2 separate regions of the Homo sapiens genome follow, and region 1 is linked to region 2. The links are chromatin contacts, found by Hi-C in ENCODE. All regions are on one chromosome and are shown on one strand. The core of a region is the stretch at or near the end of the contact, and the rest is flanking DNA. Distances in the headings are between cores, read along the strand shown.

Region 1 (6,806 bases), core at 1,190-3,689, 540 kb before region 2:
ACACAGGCGGCAAGCTTTGAGGCCACATGGGGTTCGCGTCAGCTGAAACACTGAACCGAACAATAAGATGGTCATCTTTGGAGCTTAGGAATTTGCAGAGGGAGGGCGGCTAAAATCCAAGTCAAATGAGCCAACTTTGGAAGATGATCTTTCTTTCTCCCTGAGATTTTTCTAATATTTCCCTGACCTCACATGATATAGAATTAAGGTTTAAATTTAAGTGCATCAGTGGTTTGGGAGGACATTATATTTCCTTTCTTCTCCCCAAAAGGCTTCTGACATGTTCTGCCTAATCTTCAGATCTCTGGAGAGCATCACTGATGAGAGGAAAAATGGGGGCTCGTTGTGGGTGGCAATATCACCACCTACTGCTGGCTCAGGGAGTTTGAAACCCTGGAATTTAGGTTCGTATGGAAAGCAGAAGAAAATGCCTTTTATCATTTATACTATTTAGAATAACATGTATCAAATCATTCATTTTACTAAGGAGTTGATAGCTCAACTCCACTGTATGTAACAGTTGCTAGATACAGACAATTCCAAACTTGGGTGGTAATCTATAGACTGTTACAAGTATTGCAACTGCTTCCCTAAAGCAACAGAACTCTAAGTGTCTATAATCTGTGAAAACAATCTAATGGTTACACTGCAATTTGCCTAAAGCAATATTTGTTCAGTTGCAATGATGTCACAAACACAAAAAGGCTTGTCAGTTTTCAATTATTTCCTTAGAATTCAGAGCTAGATGGTGGCTGAACTCAGAACTGCTTTCCATAGCTCAAATCAGCTAATACAGAGCTTTTCTAGCAGCCAAGAAAGTTCTAGTAGTACAAAAAAAAAAGTTAATAGCCCTTGAAAAGTCTGATGCATTTCCCCACAACTCTTACCACAGAGTTCTGATCCTGGGATGCTTGATTTTAAGGGCCGTGGGTGGCTTGCCAAATAGGCCTTATCTTGGCTTCCTTTGCTAGGTAGGAATACTGCCTTGATATTACATATTCAAAGCAAAGAACCTCTGACCTAAGGGCTCTCCACTAACAATGACATTCTCTGTAAGTAAACTAGAACCCCATCTCAACTTCTGGTTTGCCCTTGTTCTTTGCTATGTACTAGCCTACTGCACAAACAGGACTGAGGAGGACTCCCTTTACCACCATTATGTTGCAAAAGACTCTGCACTGAGGACCCGATAGGGACCGACTGTGCAAAGCCTGAACTTGGCAGAAGATCCCTGGAGAAGGAGGAGTATGGGGCTCAGAGCTGCTCCCTAAGCTGGGCTGGGGAAGGCTGAAGGCCTCCAGCCTTGCCAGAGGGAGATCCAGGTGTGCTTCAGCGGCAAGGACATGTGTTACCTTAAGCAACTGCAGCGCTAACTTAAGCATGTGCTCCTATGGCTATCGTCAACCTAGAAATCCCTTTCACTTTGGGGCGTCACACCTGTAAGCTCAGAACTATCTGAGATCCGCTGCGAGAGCCTGGATCACGATTCCCAAAAAGAAAAGCCTCCTAGTTTATTCGAGAGTAGGAAGTCATTATTTTCTGTGAAGGAAACTGGAATTGGAGAGGGAGGACCCTGGTACACTTTGGCAGAGAGGCTCCTCTCTCTTATCTAAGTATCTCCTCATCCCTCACTGCCTTTCCACCAGACCTCCAGTCCCCGCGGGCTTCCCTTTCTACCTGCCAATGTGGACTCGAGGTCAAGTGTCCCCTGGGCTAGTCTCCTTACATGGGCAAACGGGCTACGCGGGTGACAAACGCGGCGCAACGCCTCCGACCACAACACGTGTATTTTACAGCGCTGGGCGCGGCACAGGGCTCAGTTTAAGGAGCCTCCATAGAACGAGCGTGGCTCAGGACCAGGTCCCTAATGCTAGGAAATTGACGAGGTCAACAGCAGGGCGAGAAACTCTGAATACATTACACACCCTTCCTTCTTGGGAGTGGCAGTCCCCCGTCGCCACTTCACTCGCAGCCATCTATATGCCAAGGGCTCACACCAGACAAGTGTCTGTGAGCACGCCTCAACTTTAATCCTACCCCGCCGTGTCCACTGGTGCGGCTGCCCCCAGTCGAGGGTTCACCTGGGCGCTCCGCGGTGCCGGGGGCACACAGCCAGGGAGGGCGCTCTTACCAGAGAAGTCGGTGAGCGCTGAGATCTCTTTGGAGCAGACCAGGACAGTGCAGTAGAAGAGGCGCAGGAGCTGCCCCGGCGGCTCTACCTGCCGGCGGAGGCCGGGATGCTGCACGGGCTGGGGCGTCGGCGGTTGGCGTGCGCGTCCCGGCAGAAGCATCGTGCGCTGCGCGGCGGGGCGGAGGCGCAGGCCCGGGACGCGCTGGGGGTCGCAGGGCTAAGGACGGCGTCACATGGCGGGGAGAATCGATGGCCAGCGGCTCCGCGGCCCCCCGCCGCCTCCCTGCCCAGGCTGCCAGAGCCTCCTCCCCTGCGCGGGCCAGCCCAGGCGCCCCAGCAAAGGGGAGGGGGCGGAGAACTGGGGCGGGGCGAGGATCCCCGAAAAGGATCCGCGTAGTTTCCCCGAGAGGAAATCTCCGTTGCCGCCGTGCCGGAGGAAGCGAGGGGGGCCGTAGGGAAAGCGCAGCCTTCGCGCGCCCCGCGGCTGCCCAGGCCGATCCCTGGCGCGCTGCCCACCGCGGAGGGCGCCCCCAGTAGCGCGCCCCGGGCCGCGCACCTTGAGCGCCTTCCACACCCGGGAAACAGCCGGGCACCCGTGGCCCTGCCCGCGCTGGCCGGGTGCCAGCCTCGCCCTGGCGGCAGAAGGAGCGCGGCCGGTGCCCGTGACGCACTTTGGAGCCAGCGCCGCGCGTGCAGCTGGGGCGCCCCCGGGGCGGGGCCGATCGGGGGCCGCAGGAAGGTGGGGTCCTGGAGGCGTGGGATCGCACCGCTGCCATCCCCGCCACCCGCCGCGCGCCACGTGCAGTCACCCGGCACATACAGTTATCGCCATTCCACAGAAGAGGAGACTGAGCCCCGGCGCCGTGCCCAAGCTCTCGCAGCCAGGACGGCGACGAGCTGGAGGTCTCAAAACCGGTCAGATGGCTCCGGAGCCGGGATCTTTAGCTCCAGCTCGGCTTCCTTTGGGTGCTGGTTGTCCGCAGCGCTGGGGGATCTGACACTGCACCGGCGCAAACAGCCGCCGAGCGCTAATAATTGGGCTTTGTTTTAAAGTGGGCCACAGCATCTTTCTGAACCTCTAGACTGTGCGCGGGGTGACCCACGTTCGGACGCCCAGCCAGTGGCCTAGGAGTGGCCTGCGTAGCCCCAACTCAAGGGTATCGAGGACAAGTGCGCGAGGGGCTCCGTGGCTGCTTGCCGGGTGCGGGTACCTGGCGCCCAGCGACCCAAACCCTATGGATCGCGCGGGGCCGGCGGAAGGGAGGAGGGCGGGCGCTAGGCACACAGTGTTCCCGAACCCGGCGGGAGGGCCTGCCAAGTTCGCGGCGGGCGTGACGCGGAAACGTAGATAATGAGGCCCAGGGCGGGGCCGGACGCACTGCCCCGCGGGCTCCAGAGCTGCGAACGCCCCAGAGTGTGCAGGGAGGCCTGCAGAAAGAAAATGCGGCTGAGGGTCCCCGTGGGACCCACTCAGAGGTGGGCCGTAAAGATCCCGGAAGGGTGGATGGCATTAGATACCACCTAGTACTCCAGCAAGGGCTGGGTCACCGAATTGGGATCTCGGCCTCTTCTTCCAGTCTGGGGAAAAGTGTGTTAAATGCTAAACATCAGTGTTTATCGAGTGAGGCCCAGCCTGTCTGGCATAATGATTTTTAAAATCTACATTCAAATATTAAATAAAAACTCAACCTCCCCAATAACATTTGAACATAAATATTAGTGTGCGCTCTCTAGGTTAGGGAAACTGAAGCTGGGAGTGTGGGTAAGGATGCCCAGCACTTAGGAGCCACAGGGTAAGTAATGTTTGTCCAAAACTCGGGTCCCTCCTGTACTTTCCATTCTGTCTGTTCATTCATCCAGTTTAGATATGAATTGGTACCAACGTGTGCCAGGTTCTGCGCTAGTGACTGACAGTGTTGGCACAGGGAGGCAGCCATGCTCCCGAGTCCTGGGAGTGGGCAGCACTGCCCTGTGGGTCTGCACTGGCTTCCAAATGTCTAAGTGGGCACTGTTACTCACTGTGACAGCATCCCCAGGCTTTCTTACCTGGTAAAGCAGAAACTCAAACATACTTACACACCAATATTCATTGCAGCATTATTTATGATGGCCAAAAGATGGAAGCAACTCCAGTGGATGAATGCATACAGTTACTATTACAGCAGGGAAGACAGACATTGGAAAATAATGCCCCGTGAACGGACAGTCACGAAAGACAGGAACCATGGGAGCAGAAGCGAGGAATGAAGGAGCTGAGCCCGAGGGAGGAAGGGAGATATTCAGGAGCATTTTAAGGCAAGATGGATGAGAAAGCTAGAGGATGAATTGGCCAAGCAAAAACTAGCAAAACCCGGGTGTTGCGGGAGGATGAACATTTTAGAAAAAGGGACCAGCATGTTGAAATCCAAAAGGAGCATGGCTGTCTTGAAGGATGGGGAAAAGTCTAGACAGCTGGAGCAGAGCAAAGGGAAGAGCCAGGGGACTTGGAGGTAGGCAGGCCAGAGCTCAGGGCCCTGGAGACTTTGGTGAGAATTTCCGTCTTTTATCTTAAGCCAGCAAAGAACTGTAAGTACAAAAGTGATGTGATTGGATGTGTGTTGGTAAAAAGTCCTTCTCGGCTGCTGAGTGCAAATGGACTGGAGGAGTCAAAAGCAGGCCCTGGAAGTATGTGTGCCAAATAACTAAAAGCAGAGACAGACTCAAACAGATACTTATGCACCAATATTCCTTGCAGCATTATTTAGAAGAGCTGACAGATGGAAGAACCTCAGTGGATGAATGGATAAACAATATATGGCATGTGGCCGGCTGCAGTGGCTGGTGCCTGTAATCCCAGCACTTTGGGAGGCCGAGGTGGGTGGATCACCTGAGGTCAGGAGTTCAAGACCAGCCTGACCCACACGGTGAAACCCCATCTCTACTAAAAATACAATATTAGCCAGGTATGGCGGCACACGCTTGTAGTCCCACCTACTCGGGAGGCTGAGGCAGGAGTATTGCTTGAACCCGGGAGGCAGAGGCTGCAGTGAGCCAAGGTTGCACCACTGCACTCCAGCCTGGGCAAGACAGAGCGAGACTCCGTCTCAAAAAAGAAAAGTGGGTCTGGGGAGATGGCCGTGGTGAGGGAGAGAGTGCAGTCAGGGGTTTATGGCTGTGCTTGGGCTGATGTGCTCGCTGTACACCCAGAAAGAAGAGGAGAAGCGGCCACAATGGAAGGATGTTTAGAAGGCAGATGGACAGCACAATGCGACCGGGCAGTCGTGGGCTATGAGAGGGTCTGAAGGACGTCTCCCTGGCTTCCCTCTGTTTTGTCCCTTAGCCCCTCACTGTTAAATCAGAAGATTTTGGTCCTAATCTGATCTCTTTAAGAATTTTGGAATCTTGCGAGAAAACTGAATTGCTCAGTTATCTTTCTCTCTGGACCCCACACTTTTCTAAGAGCTTTGTAGGTCAAATACCTTAACTCTGAGGCACTATAACAACTCATAGGACGGAAAAGTGGGAAAAGGAATATATGTTTCAAAGAGGGATGAACAGTGTAAAATCAATCTGGGGTCTGGAGAGAAATAATCTTTTCCACCGAGGCAGTTTTCCTTAAATGCTTTCTACTATGATGGAATTTGAATAATAAAAACAGTCATAGCCACTTGGTATTTCAACACAGTTATGGGAGCTGGAATTAAAGTGAATGATGACTGGTGTGCCAAATAATAAAGTGTTTCCAAAATATTAATACTCACAACAACCCTTTGAGATAGGTACTAACTAGGCTAACTACGTCATTTACTTGCCCAGTGCAAAACGAAAATGTGGGGCCCCTCGTTCAAGGATTATTAAGAATTCCAGGATGATAATAGCAGAGCATTAAACCAAGCATAGTTTAATGCTTTGAACACAGGGCCCTGAGTGATTGCTCAGGTCATATGAAGCTGGCCCAGGTACAACAGGAATCTTCATTTCTCAGATGGGGAGACTGAGGGCACAGAGTCATACTGACCGTCCGAACCAAGACTTGAAGCCCTCTTATACTGCAAAGGCACAGCAATTAGGTGGAGGTAAAATAAAGGGTTCTTTTCTAAGTGATGGCACCATTGGGCAATCTTGTTCCTTCTTGTACTAGTTTGAAAAGTGCCTCTGTAGTCACAGCATTCAGTCCATGTGTGCAAGAGGCAACCTTTACAGGACATTGTAAATTACACGTCTTACTTTCTGTCTCTTTGTTTTCTTTTAAAGCAATTCCTGCACCTTCTTTTCAGCTCCATGTTACATCTCTATTTTCCTTCTTCCTTGAGATCCTAGCTACTTGTCTCTCACCCTCTGCCATATCCAAGCCTATTTATTTTTTCTTTAGGTGGAGTCTTGCTCTGTTGCCCAAGCTGGAGTGCAGTGGCACGATCTTGGCTCACTGATATCTCCGCCTCCTGGGTTCAAGTGATTCTCCTGACTTAGCCTCCCAAGTAGCTGGGATGACAGGTGTGCACCACCACACCCAGCAAATTTTTTTTCTTCTTCTTCTTTTTCTTTTGTATTTTTAGTAGCGACAGGGTTTCACCTTGTTGGCTGGGCCGGTCTTGAACTCCTGACCTCAGGTGATCCACCCACCTCGGCCTCCCATAGTGCCGTGATTACAGGCTTGAGCCACCAGGCCCAGCCACCAAGCCTATTATGGGAGATG
Region 2 (6,846 bases), core at 2,496-4,995:
ACACCCCAAGAAAAGAGGAATTAATGAGGGAGAGAGGCCTCCCTGGGTCACCCACAGTGGGGGACACTGGAGGCTTAATGACCTCCTTTTCCTCAGCTCTGCTCACTGGAGGAAACTTTCCCCAGGCCAAAATCATCTTAGTAGCTCACCTTTTAAAAGAACTTCAGGTTGTAAATAGCCTGAGGCTGTGGTCATCTTTGTTTTGGCCTTAGTTAGGCAATACCCAAAACTAGAGTGGGAATGAGGACTCATTTTAATTTAGCAATCTTTCTCAGAGTCAAGCATACACACACAACCATTTTAATCCCCACAATCTGCTAAAACCCAAATCTATTAGTTAAGCATTAAAGGTGCTGGATTTGGGAGATAAATGTTATGAATGACACCATTGTTTCTTTAAAGCCAGCAATTGAGTGAACTAAAATCCAGATTTCTCCCAATGCCCGCAATCCCTGGAGCACTGATTCTCCCCGCTGGGGAGGAGCATCCCGGGAAAACCAAGTTTTTCAACACAGACATCTCTCCCCTGCCTCCTTCTCCACCCAAAGAACCACCATCCTTACCCGCAGTCCACCAATGGGTCCAGGGGAATAATTTTACATCCAATTAACATCTCCTGTCATTGCAACAATGAAGTGAGATTCATCATTTAAGAAACATAAGATGGGAGGGAAGGGGAGTGGGCACCTGGGGAAGCAGCGAGTCTCTTCATGTGAATCCTATTTGGGCAAGAATTCCCTGCATGTCGGGGTTCCCAGTGGGCCCAGCACAGAGCTCCAGAACCCAAGCGCTGGCTGAGCTCTGAATCCACCCCCAGGCAGTTCAGCCAAAGCCAAGAGTTTTATGGTGCAAAAATGCGCTGCTACAGAGCCAGAGGCACAGCACAACACAGCAAGGTGGAGGGAAGCCAGAAAAGAAGTCTGTGCACCAGGGCAGGCGAGAAGAATGTACTTGCAGTGTTTGCCATGACGTTGTGAGCATAAAGACTCGCTTCTTTCCGTTATGTTTAGAGAGGAAATATGCACAACCAGCCTGAATCCTATACGTTTCCAATGAAAATAAACTTCCATCGCCAGTGCCAACAGGAATTTACACAGGGCCAGGAGAAGAGAGCTCACTCTAATTAGCCGCATCCTCGCGCCCTGAACGGACCCGCAGTGTGGAAGTCAGACAGCTCACTACGAATCGAATCGAATCGAATCGAGGAGTGTAAGTGTGCCTCGCTCCTGCGGACTAGAACGAGGTTTGGAGGTTTTTCCTTTTTCTTTGAAGACTTACTCAAGTTCATACTGAACGCTCCTTTTTTGCATGGGAATTCAGGCAGGAGGCACTTCTAAAAACTACTCACTCTATCCCCACATACCCATAATAAAGCGGTGCCTCACTCAAAACGGCTGTAGGGAACACAGGGAAAATGACAAGGGTGACGGAGACCTGCATTCACAGGCAAAAGGCTCCAAGACAAAGAGGGGAAATGGGGTGGGGAGGGAACTACAGGTGGGGTGAGGCTAGAGACAGGCAGGAAGGGCAGGTTGGCCCTGTGACCAGGGGTTTCACAGGGCAGCCCCAGGCTGGGCAGAGGCCCCCAGGTCGGAAGGCAGAGGGCTCGGCTCCCAGGCCACCTGCTCGGTTGGGAAGTGAACTCCGCCTTCCCTCCTTGCGGCTGACGCCTCCCTGACCCACGGACCACACAAAGGAGCTGGTCCCCCTCCAGGTTTGAGCCACCCCCAGCCTGGGGGCAGTCTTGAGCCCGAGATGACAGGAGCTTGGGACAGCTCCAGCCTGGATTGGCTCTGAGCTCGGGCAGCTCCAGCCTGGGGTGACCCGGCCTCAAAAGCGAGTCACCAAGCTCTTGGGTTTCTTCTCACAGCTCTAAGTTACACCTTCCATCTTACCTGCCCCTCGCCTGGCAAGGGTTCACAACCATCTAACTTCCAACAAGGCTGGAGAGGTGCCCCTTTTGGTCTCGCGGAGGTCCCCTTTCCTTTCCCCTCTTCTAGAAAGATAAGAAGGCATCTCCCAGTCTCTGGGGGGAGGTATCTGTAGTTCTGTTCCTGCCAGTAGCAGGGTCTTCACTGCAGCTCCCACCCTGAGGCTGGAGGGCACAGAGGAGCTGGGGGAACGGAGAGAAGGGGATGAGAATGGCGGGGATGAGAATGGTGGGTGATGAGGGGGCAGGGGTGGGAGGGTTGAGTGGATAGAGAGGAGCACAGGTTGAGGGATGGACAAGTGGAGGGCGGAGGCAAAAACCCTCCTCTGAGCACGAAAAATTCCCTAGCTGCCAAAAAACATTCCCTAGCTGCCGGAGCCCACAGGTGGGAAGGAATGCAGGATCTCAGCCTTCTCCCACCTCCTCCGAGAGCCCAGGACGGGGATCAGACTCTAAGCTCCCCCCAGAGGCTGGCTGTTAGCTTTCCTGCCCCCCCCGCCCCCCGACATAAGAGCCCACCTCCTCTAGCCCTGGTTCCCGCCTCGCCACGGATCCGCCGCCCCTGCCGGCCTGAAGGGCAGAGGGGCCCCATCCCGCCCCCCGCGCTAGTGTCGCCAGGCGGCGCCCTTCCACGAGCAGAACGGCCGCGCGGGACGCTTCCCGGGGCAAGGCCGTCCCCTCCCAAGCCCCCAACCCCCGGGCAGCGGACCGCAGGCCGCCTTCGGGAAAGGCTGCGAGATGCTGAGCGCGCGTTTTAACCCAACAGGAAAGCCGGGCGGAGGGGGAAGGCGCTTGGCCCGGGACTGCACACTGGGACTCCCAGTGCAGTGCTCCCCGCGGGGTCCTGGCCGCCGACTCCCGCCCCTGTGCCCCAGCCCCACGGCGCCCGGGAGACTCACCTTCTCCCCGGTCAGCACGTGCAGCCCCTCGCGCACCTTGGCAAAGGAGCCCTCGCCCAGCTTCCTGCTGCCGATGAGGTAGTTGCCCACGCGCTTGTGGTGCTGGAAGTCGCGGAGCCGCTCGCGGGGCACGCCGCTCACCCAGGCAGGCAGGAAACTTCCCTCGCAGGCCGCCGCGGGCCTGGCCGCGTCCTCCGCGCCGCCGCCGCCCCCAGGCGCCGCCGGCTCCCCCAGGAGCCCGTCCCCCGCCGCCGCCGGCATCGCGCTCGCCGCGGCCCGCGCGGCTCCTGCTCGTCTCCCGCGCTCGCAGCTCCTCCTCCCCAGGCTCTTCGGCTTCCCCGGCTTCTCCCGCCGCCGCCCTGGGCCCAGCCCCGCCTGGGTCTCCGCACCCAGAGCCCGGGGCCGCCGCGATCACGCCCCCCGCGCCGCCCAGCGAGGCGCGTAGACAATAGCGGCTGCCCAGGGGACGCGGGACCGGGGACCCCGCCCCCAAAAGTTCTTCCTCTTAGGGTCGCCCGGGCCCCTTTCAGGACACCAGGATCCCGCCCCGGGTCCCGTCCAGGAAGCTAATGACAGTCGCCCTGCTCGGGCGCGCGGGGTGGGGCGCGGTCCGGCGGCGCCTGGGTCCCGGGGTCCGGGTGCCTGGGTCCGGGAGCCCGGGTGCCTCCGCAGCCTCCGCCTCGCCGCCGCCGTCTGGCCCGCACGGGCTTGGGTCGGGCTCCCGCGATCGCTCCTAGCCGTGCGCTGGGCGGCCGCTCCCGCCGGAGAGAAGCGCGCGGCGGGCTGCCGGCGCCCTCTGGAAGGCAGCAGAAGAAAGCCCCATTCAGTTTGAATTTGCAGAAATTTAATCCGCTCGCGGGCGGCGGGAACAGATGCGAGCTCCACTCCGCAGCCCGTGCACTTTCAAATCCCTAGTAGCCCCTCCTTCCCCGCGCGCCACAGTCAAACTCGACCCTCGCTGGAGAGGGGAGGGCCCGGGGAGGGGAGCGGCGGAGTGGACGGAGAAGCCACCTGAGCGCCAGACAGGGAGAACCTGCGCGGCCTCGGAGGCGCGCGCTCCCGGGCCGCCCAGGTCGGGCCGCCTCCGGCTGCGCCTCTTGCCCGGATTCTGGGCTTGGGTTTTCTGGACCTTTCGGCGGTGAAATCCCCCACTGGCCGCACCCACCCGGGGCGGGGGGAAGGGGGAAGGCTCTCGAACTCCGTGGACTGTGAGTCGGGTTGCGTGCCCGGCCCTGAGTCCGCCACACAGTAGGGCCCCCTGGACCGGGGGTGGAAGGATAGATGGATGGCTGGAAGAAAGGGTGGGGAGGCGGCCAGGCGTCTGCCCGGGCTCGCACGCAGCCTGGTTGGCTGTGTTGGAGGAGGCGCAGCCACAGCAGTAATAGTAGCAGCAGCAATGTAGGAACCAGGGCGTTTGCTGCCTCTGCTTGTAGCTTACACCTTCTTTGCCTTCCATTGAAATGATGCCTGTGATTGCAGGAGGTGGACCGGCGCTCGCCTCTCTTCGATGCTTTTGTTCTGCAAGCGCTGTGACTGTGCTCATCGCATAAACAATTGCAACTGCCCTGACGACACTGGACCCTCTCCCAGGATCCCCAACGTCTTCTCAAACCGAAAATGAAGAATCTTGTGAGGGAGAAGGAGGAGGGTAGGTAGGAGGAGGCATTTACAAAATGCTACCTGTTGAGGTGCCCGCATTTGATGGAAACTTCACCCCGATCATGCAACATCAGAGCTGAAAGGAAGGATTTGGTCCTAACAAAGTTCCTTTCATTGTTTATTCCTGAGTAAACAAGTATGACATCGACCCATAGCAATGCTTTGAGATTGGGAGTGGGGGGTGGGGGAACAACAGCTGTCATCAATCCAGTGTCTGGGGGTCTCGCTGACCCATCTGAAGAGGGACGCAGAGAAATGCCTGCTTTCAATACATCTAATTTTAAATACGCTACTATATTCATCCACCTACCTGTTACAAGTCACCAGCCTCAGTTATTATGACGGAACATACTGCGTTTTCTGTTGTTCTGTCTCATTGTTCCCGTTTACCAATATTAAAGATACAGCTTAAAATGTTTTTCTTGCTGTGCTGAAGGGACTTCTTTGCTCCCACCGGCCTTGACTATTTCAGTAACGTTCATTCAATCCTTTTAATGTCTCTAATTCAGTAATCAAATCTTAACAGGACAGTTGCATGGGAGGGGAATGGTAACTAGCGTGGTGCCAGCAGAATAGATGTCCAGCAACTGTCTAAAGAATGAGGAATATGGAGCTCACTTTGGGGTAAAAACCACTCTGAGGCCGGGCGCGGTGGCTCACGCCTGTAATCCTAGCACTTTGGGAGGCCGAGGCAGGTAGATCACGAGGTCAGGAGTTCAAGACCAGCCTGGTCAAGATGGTGAAACCCTGTCTCTACTAGAAATACAAAAATTAGCCGGGCGTGGTGGCGGGCGCCTGTAATCCCAGCTACTCGGGAGGCTGAGGCAGAGAATTGCTTGAATCCAGGAGGCGAAAGTTGCAGTGAGCTGAAATCTTGCCACTGCACTCCAGCCTGGGCGACAGAGCAAGACTCCTTCTCAAAAAAAAAAAAAAAAAAACCACTCTGAATCTTCCATCAGAAACAGTTTGGGAGTCCACCCAATGTTGTGTTAATAGAGTATGATTTTTTTTAATGTTAGGACATGCACTCTTTATGAAAATTTAGAGATTTATTTATTAAGGTTTAAGGGAAATTTCTGAGACTGTTCCCCAAAGTATTTTTATGGTCTAAAAAAAAAAAGTTTCATAAAAATGGTGGATGACATTTACAATGAAATAGAGATTTTCTTTCCTTTTAATTATCCTCTCAGGGTAGAGGTCAGGAAAGGGGTGAAGAAGAGAGAAAATCCAGGCCCATTAAATCTTTTTCAAGCCTGCTGCCTGGGTTTGATTCAAGTTCACTGCTAATTCCATAAGCTGGGATGGATGCCAAAGAGAAGTCCAAATCCTATCCGTGCGTCCCCTTTGTAACTGGTTTTGGAACTACAAGTCCTAGTCTCTGAAATGGCCTGTTTAACAAGAAATCACCCCAGAAATGTCTTTATGTAAAACAAATTAGTACACAATATATTGCCCTCATATTCAGTGTGCAGAAAGCATCTGATTATTCAATGCAACAGTAATGCAGCCTTGAAAATTCTCTGCTAATTAGCCCAAACTAATTTCTAGCCTTATCCTCCTGCGGAGTTCCCGGGTAGGGGGTGGTGCTGGCCGGGATCCGGCCTCCCTACTGCCACACCTTTGCCTGTGCCTTGCCCGCCCCCAGTCTGCTGTCTCCGACTCATTTCCACCTAGCACAGGTGTTCCCTTTCCCATGAAGACCTCCCCAACCAATAAGCTGCAAGAAGCCCATCTCCCTCTGTTGTCTCTTAGTTCATATAGTCATTTCACATTCCTCTTATGTCCTGTAGTACTTATTATCTATGACTTTCTTCTCTTTTAGACTTATTGAGGACAGGAGCTGTGTCTAATTTCATTATTTGCCCTACAGTACCTAGCACGGTGTCTGAGACATGATCATTGTTCAGTAAATATCTGTTGAATAAATGAATGAAAGTAATCATTCACTGATTCTCAAGTGGGGTTTTACTGCTCCTGAGAGCAAGACCCCATCAAGTCCTGGGGGAGACAAGTTACCAGTGACTTTCTAAAAGCATTTTTAGGTGCATTGTTGGTTGCCTTTGGGGATCAACAAATATAATTGTTTGTCTTGTCGAAGATGGATCATTCTCTAACTTGGATGAGTTAACCCTTTCAGAAACAGGAGCAATCCCAGTGGGCTGTGAAGCCTTGGGAAGCTTTCTCAGTTGACTCGTACCAGCTGCTTCCTTCCTTCCCTTTTCCTTCCCCATCTCCTCGCCCCATATGGCTGGGAGACTGCCTCTGTGCTCCCACAGAACGCCAGCTTCTAGACCCAGCTGGAAGCAGTCAAAGACAATTAGAAGTAATCAGGCTGGCACAGCCAGGAAATGAGAGTTG

The links. Hi-C counts contacts between places; a loop is a spot of excess contacts on that map. Pooled maps may share reads with other maps.
Region 1: a pooled map shows a loop between it and region 2 (3-fold over the local background). The contact joins the promoter of EVA1C here to the promoter of HUNK in region 2. A Hi-C loop is called at or near these places in 4 of 50 pooled maps.

The regions. Positions count from the first base shown.
Region 1 is chr21:32,408,339-32,415,144 of GRCh38, reverse strand. It overlaps EVA1C (eva-1 homolog C), which reads right to left and starts at 2,439. Exons shown (of 8, transcript NM_058187.5): 1 at 2,132-2,439. The coding sequence starts at 2,291.
Region 2 is chr21:31,869,919-31,876,764 of GRCh38, reverse strand. HUNK (hormonally up-regulated Neu-associated kinase) reads right to left here and starts at 3,745. Exons shown (of 11, transcript NM_014586.2): 1 at 2,830-3,745. The coding sequence starts at 3,090. RefSeq lists silencers at 2,472-2,651, 3,578-3,627.